Regions from separate parts of the Homo sapiens genome. Here region 1 is linked to region 2. A link is a contact called in ENCODE Hi-C or POLR2A ChIA-PET data. All regions are on one chromosome and are shown on one strand. The core of a region is the stretch at or near the end of the contact, and the rest is flanking DNA. Distances in the headings are between cores, read along the strand shown.

Region 1 (3,389 bases), core at 351-2,850, 200 kb before region 2:
TTATGGGGTGGGAGAAGTCTGCTCCCAGCTGAGTAAACTGTAGGGATCCTCATCAAGTATGCTGGCAATTAGCTGTCAAGTAGAAAATATTAGGTTTGAACTCCAGCTCCACTGCAACAGATTTGGTTATCCTGAGAAAGTCATTCAACCTTGAAGCCTGTTTTCCTTGTACACAAAATGAGAACACCATCAACCTTACGGATTGTTAAAAACATTAGAGCTGTGCACAAAGTATCTGGCATAAAATGGGCAACTAAAACTGGTAGTTTTTATTATTAGCTATTAAAATGCTTCTGTTTAGGAAACTCAAGGAAAACAGATCCCTAATACTCTACAAAGAGCTTCTCCAGCATGGCCCAACAAAGCTTGCCATTGGCACTATAGAACTAAAAAAATTAAGTGAGGAGGGAAAGAATAAACAAAAACACAAGGAGCACCTAGGTGAGAAACAAAAACTTAACTACTGATGACCCTCTTAAAATCACCTAATCTGCACCTTTTTTATGCTGGCAGGTCAGGAGGTGTGTGTGTGCGAGGTTGGGAGAGCTCTCCTGCAGGCTCCTTCTCACTATATGGAGCACCGCACCCATGGAAACGAAATATTGCTACTGATAAACAAAACTGCTGAAGCACAGCCCAAGAATTACTTCATTTCCTATTAAGCTAAAAGTGGAATGCATCCCATCTGGGCCCTCTCTTTTGAGGATGAAACAATAGGAACTTTGTTTCATCAGCTATCCAAAAAGAAACCCTAAAAGTGTTTGCTGGGCCAGCCAAGCCCAGTCCCACACAGATGTCACCTTCTAAGAGAAAAAATGATGGAAAATATAAAAATAATATCTTTATTACTTCAGTTTCGCATCAAAGTCTCTAAAAATCTGGTGTCTTTTTCTTCCTTATGAAGTGTCTATGATAGGGTTAAAGGAAACAAATTTTCAGTCTTCAGATTCAGACTCTAATAGGAAATAGGATTATGTGCAGAAGTATACACCCACTGCTGGGTTTTGGGGACCTAATAGTAGTGTGCAAATTTGGTATATGTGTAAAATGTCTCTATGTGTACAGGAGTATTTAATCAGAAGAGAACAAAGAGTAGGCACAGGAATTTCACCATGAGCATTTTAGAGGAGGAAGGAGAGATTTAATGCTAAAAATGTGCTCCGCTATATTCCAGCCCACACCTCTAAGGCAGTGTTTCTCAGCCTTTTCTTCCATTATCATATCCCAAAGAGCCTTTTCAGACATTATTCTCTACTCACTCCTCACTTCATGAAACTTTAATACCACAGATATACCACAAATTTGTGTAACTGTGTTTTATATATCACTGTAAGTTTTTTTTGGTCCCAAAAGGCAATTTTCACCCCCTTGGGAGGATATCACTCCCTTAATATTGTATGCCCTAGGATTCCAGTGCTGTGTTCATGGTTCCAAAGTTATGAAATATATAATTTCCTCCTAACATTACAACAGGGCCGGGTGCGGTGGCTCACGCTTGTAATCCCAGCACTGTGGGAGGCCAAGGCGGGCGGATCACGAGGTCAGGAGATCAAGACCATCCTGGCTAACACGGTGAAACCCCGTCTCTACTAAAAAACACAAAAACTTAGCCGGGCGTGGTGGCGGGCGCCTGTAGTCCCAGCTACTCGGGAACTCGGGAGGCTGAGGCAGGAGAATGGCCTGAACCCAGGAGGCGGAGCTTGCAGTGAGCAGAGATCGCGCCACTGCACTCCAGCCTGGGCGACAGAGCGAGACACCCTCTCAAAAAAAAAAAAAAAAAATTACAACTAAGGACAGTAGACAACAGATTTTTTTCCTCTTCAACTAGTTCTCACTCTGTTTTTCCAGTATAACCACTATATGTACTAACTAGCATTAGGACAGTAATTTAAGTTTTCTAGAATATAAAATCTCATCTGTCTAGAGATAGCTTGAGAGTATTTCAGAATAGGGAGACTGTTAGAAAAAGTCCAATAAAAATAACTGATTACCTTGACAGGCGTTGCCAGGGGCAGGGCCAGGCTGGGGGATGGGGGGTGTCAGAATTCTCTAATGAAGCCCATTAAATTAAAAGTCTACAACTTCTTTTCAAATATGCTATTCCATTTGGTAATACTGGACACCTGCTGCTAGAAAGTAATTCTTGGTTGACGAGAAATGAAAGAGGCCAGGTATGGTGGGTCACGCCTGTAATCCCAACACTTTGCTAGGTGGAGGCAGAAGGATCACTTAGACCAGAAGTTTGAGACCAGCTTGGGCAACACAGGGAGACACCATCTACACACACACACACGTGCCAGCCACTTATGATGGACACACACACGTGCCACTTACGATGGTGAGTGCTACTTGGGAGGCTGAGGTATAAGAATAACTTCAGCCTGGGAAGTCAAGCCTGCAATGATCTGTGATTGTGCCACTGCACTTCAGCCTGGACAAAAGAGTGAGACTCTGTCTCAAAACAAAACAAAAAAAAAGAGAGAAAGAAAAAGAAAGACATAACATATTATAACTCAGACCATTTGTTGCAATCTGGGCTGCAATTTTTTTCTTTAAACCCAAAAGAACTTCTGATCAGGTAAATGTATTATTCTTTTTTAATGACAAATCTACTTTATAAAGTACCCTCCCTTATCAGTGAAAAAGAAAAGGAAAATATAACAGAGCTGAGTCAAATTTGGAGTCAATAAAGGTTTGTAGTTCTTCAAACAAGAACTCTTGCTGTGAATTCTAAAAATAAATAACAGACATGCTGAAAATAGATTTCATTTTATGAAAGATTCTGCACCAAAGCCTTTTACAAAAATAGTATACAAAACCCACTAAACATCCTGTTCCATCTTCCACTATGAAATCACTGCTTGGTCTAAATTCACAGTTTCATTAATAAAAATGAACACAATAAAACAGTACTCTATGCCCCCATCCCACCCCAACAATTATCTTCAAAGGATGTCCAGATTTTGTACACTATTTGCCAATCCTACATAGGTCTTAAAAAAACAAATCTCAGCTTTAGAGGAAAATCACTAGTTAATTAAAATGTCATTTAGGGTTGTATTTGTTTTCTATGAAGGGACAATAATGGAATATTTTACTTTCATTTATTACTAAGGCAAGATCTTTCATTACTAGAAGTATACTTCCATCTCAAGCTATGTTTCAAGGCAAATTATATTCTTGAACTAGCCACTTTCATAGGTGTTTTAAATGTAATATTTTATTATAACGCTTTGGTTAGCCTCCAGTGTTAATCAGCACAAAGATGGATTTATTTTCAAAAGACAGGACATTCTTTTCAGCCTTCAGAATGTTTTCATCAAAAATTACTATGTATCATAAAAATAACATGCTCACTGTAAACATTTAAACAATTCAGGCTGGGCACG
Region 2 (3,409 bases), core at 499-2,998:
ACGGTGAAACCCCGTCTCTACTAAAAGTACAAAAAATTAGCCAGGCGTGGTGGCACGTGCCTGTAGTCCCAGCTACTTGGGAGGCTGAGGCAGAAGAATGGCGTGAACCCAGGAGGTGGAGCTTGCAGTGAGCTGAGATAGTGCCACTACTCTCCAGCCTGGGCGACAGAGAGAGACTCTGTCTCAAACAAACAAACAAAAAAGAAATCCTAAAAGTATACAAGGAACAAATGGTGGTTACCTGTGTTTGTGGCAAGGAGACAGATGGGGGAAACTGACAATCCGGGGGTCAGCAGACAGGAGACTTTGTATTGTATACCTTTCTACAGTTTTGATTTTTTTTTTTTTTTGAGCCAGAGTCATGCTCTGTCACCCAGGCTGGAATGCAGTGGCATGATCTTGGTTCACTGCAACCTCTACCTCCTGGGCTCAAAAGATTCTCCTACCTCAGCCTCCCCAGTAGCTGGGATTATAGGCACATGCCACCACGCCGGGCTGATTTTTGTATTTTTAATGGAGATGGGGTTTCACCATGTCGGTCACGCTGGTCTCAAACTCCTGACCTCAGGTGATCTGCCCACCTTGGCCTGCCAAAGTGCTGGGATTACAGGCATGAGCCCCCGCGCCTGGCCCCCTTTCTACGGTTTTGATTTTTGAATCATATGACTATATTACCTGATTACAAGCCAAATCAAACAAACAAGCATCATAGCTCTGTCATTGTTACCAGCTGACCCTGGCAAGTTACTTAACCTCTTCCAGTCCTACTTTCCACATTAGAGAAATGGGGATATTTATATTTGCCCCACCGGGCTGTGAGGTCACTGAACATCACTAACAATGGAACGTAGAAAGCACTAAACACAGAGCGGGGCGGGGTAGGGGGAATGGGTGCTCCCAAAGGGTGGGTCATACCCCTTCCCTATAGCAATGCCAGCATCTCTCAGGTGTTGTGTGTGATTGTCATGTGTTGGCTCACATTTCTCAAGAAGCACTTCAGGAGCCACTTTCTGCTGCTTGCCTTGTTGTGAATCTGTCCGAGTCCTCACCCCAGTTAAAAATGTCCAGTGACCTTAAGAGTTCAAGCACCTCTGAACACTCCTCTGGTAGGTGGGGCAAGCCTCTAGAAACTTCTGCTTCACTTTTCTGCTTGATTGATTTCTCCCCACTCAGCTCCCCCTGCAGAGTCAACTCCCACTCACCCTCCCGGGGAGCAGTCCCCGCCTCAGGTACCTCACTGTGACAGAAGCCGGCTCACTGAACACTGAACATTTGGACAGTATTTGGGTCCATTCTGTCTCCATCTCGCTCGATTGCCCTCTCTCTGAATCGGTTCTCTGGGCTTCAGAATCCTAGTGAAGTCAGAGGACAGTTGCCTCTCATCAGAGAACCAAAACCTTCTGCCCCCAGGCAGTGTCCCTTAGGAGGCCACTTGGCACATCCAGCTCTCCCTTGGTAACTTAGAGGCCCCGGGGTGCTCTAACTTCCAGGCTGGCATGTGATCTCCTGCAGGCCTGTGTAGAGAGCCCTCAGCGGGGCGGGAGGATGTGAGGAAAGAACAGAGTGTTCCAGGCAGAACAAAGCCAGCTGCAAATTTGCTCAGGCCCTTTCGTTTCTTCCTTGAAGGGACCAAGTGCAGCCTCTAGCGGCTGCTTCCGGACATGGTCATGGGAGTCAGACCTGTGGGACTTGTGGGACTTGTTCACCTTAAACTGGGCCACAGCTCCGGAGCCTGAGGAGGCAGCAGGACTTGCTGACATGGTTCTTTGAAAACCTTCACCAGGCAGAGTTGTGGTCTGTTCCGCAGGCCAGTGCATGAGTCAGACTGAACCTGTACCCCACGCAGCTCAGGTCCAGGGTTCAGGACCAGGCTGATTTCTGCAGTGAGCTCAGCTTCCTAACCCACAAGGGCGTGCAGAACTCCCCCTTGCTCCTTCCTGTAGCTGCGCCCTCGGCCCTACCCTCCTCCCCAGCAGATCTGTTCCCCACCTCGATTGTCATGGGCTGTCTGCAGCGATGGCAGGGGTTTGCAGCTGTTAGTGGCTGCTTTCCTTGAAGTTCTTCTTTGCACAGATCCTGAGACTTGATATTTGTTGAATGAACAACATCAATCCAATTTGAGTAGGTTGAAAGCAGACCTGAAGTTGAACCGGACCCATTCGCCTTAACTTATTTTCTAGGTTATTTAAAAACGTATATCAACTCCTCTTACAAATTTTGGTATTGTGGAATGCTATGTTGGAAATACTAATCAAATAGATCTCTCTTCTTTCATGGAACACCAGTATAAATTCTCTGTTCCCTAATGAAAACAAACAAACCCCCCAAACAAAAGCACCAAACACTTGAGCTCTCATAGGGTACATGAAACTATTTCAGGGGTTAGGCACGGCATTTCCTCTAACTCAAGGTGAATCCCTTTAGGGCACTCAAAGGGCTGCAGCACAGCATTTACTTTTTTCCACATATTCCTTCAAATTTCTGTTTTCTGTATTACCAGCTACCATCCACAGAGAGTCATAAATCCCCTGGAGGAGTCGTATGTGATCCCACGTGATTAACTTTGCATCTGTTTTGCAGCTGTTCACTCTGCAGTTTTATTTTGCCTTTTGGAAACCTCAGAGCAGTGCTTCTCAAATGTTAACGTGCATACGATGAATCACGTGGGCATCTTGTTAAAATGCAGAGTTTTGAGTCGAGGGTCTGGGGAGGGCTGAGATTGTGCACTTCTAAGGAGATGCCAGGTGGTGCTAATTCTGCTGCACTGGACACCACACTTAGAGTGGCGAGGTCACTAAATAATAGGAGCAAAAGGATCGTGAGAACACCGACATCAGTGAGAAGGAGGCTGGCTGCAGAGACCATGGTAGGAGGAGTTTTCCTTGGTGATTCTGCTCTTCTCTCCGCGCCCTTTCACTTTCCCTTTCCTTGTAAATATCCTTTACTGTGGTCTTTCTTTGATTAAAGAGAAACTGTGTGAGCAGAGCCAAAGGCCACGTTCATCTATGGGTAGCATCTATGCTTCTTCAGGTCGTCTGGGCTGGAAGAAAACAAAAAAGTTCTGCAGCCAGAGATAACTGAAACCAGTGAGACTTCTGCAGCTCGTGTGTGCGCACCCAGAAACAGACCCAAAGCCAGCAGTTTCAGTTCCCTCAACTTAATTTTACTAATGTGATAGAGAGGCAGCAAACATCTGCAAGGAACCAGAAATCCTTCCTTTACGTGTGCTGTAATCTAAAACAGTTTCTCAACCGTGGTGCCGCTGACATCTTGGGCTGCCTAACAGTTTGCTGACCAGGAGGCCGAGTGTCCTGTGCACTGCAGGCTGTTTGGCAGCATCCCTGGACTCTACCCACAAGATGCCAGCAGCACTCCCAAGCTATGACAACCCAAAATACCTCCAGACATT

The links. Hi-C counts contacts between places; a loop is a spot of excess contacts on that map. ChIA-PET counts read pairs that join two places held with the same protein, here RNA polymerase II (POLR2A). Pooled maps may share reads with other maps.
Region 1: a loop to region 2 is called in a map of posterior vena cava, with 2.9 times the contacts of the local background. The contact joins two enhancer-like sites. A Hi-C loop is called at or near these places in 2 of 168 maps with a recorded cell type or tissue (heart right ventricle and posterior vena cava), 3 of 37 single-sample maps with no recorded cell type and 5 of 50 pooled maps. POLR2A ChIA-PET finds 5 or more read pairs at or near these places in 3 of 52 experiments (WTC11, activated CD8-positive, alpha-beta memory T cell and endothelial cell of umbilical vein).

Annotation. Positions count from the first base shown.
Region 1 is chr15:85,525,347-85,528,735 of GRCh38, reverse strand. The region is part of intron 3 of AKAP13 (A-kinase anchoring protein 13); the gene reads right to left. Among named protein-coding and RNA genes, the nearest start is that of AKAP13, 150 kb to the right of the region's middle. Within about 2 kb of position 1,600, at least 10 of the 41 ENCODE cell types and tissues checked have a DNase peak (open chromatin) inside an H3K27ac peak, as active enhancers do; they include heart right ventricle, where a contact is called at or near this core.
Region 2 is chr15:85,329,535-85,332,943 of GRCh38, reverse strand. No RefSeq gene overlaps it. Among named protein-coding and RNA genes, the nearest start is that of MIR7706, 49 kb to the left of the region's middle. RefSeq lists enhancers at 1,245-1,554, 1,645-1,724, 2,407-2,576, 2,778-3,107, 3,168-3,357. Within about 2 kb of position 1,748, at least 32 of the 41 ENCODE cell types and tissues checked have a DNase peak (open chromatin) inside an H3K27ac peak, as active enhancers do; they include heart right ventricle, where a contact is called at or near this core.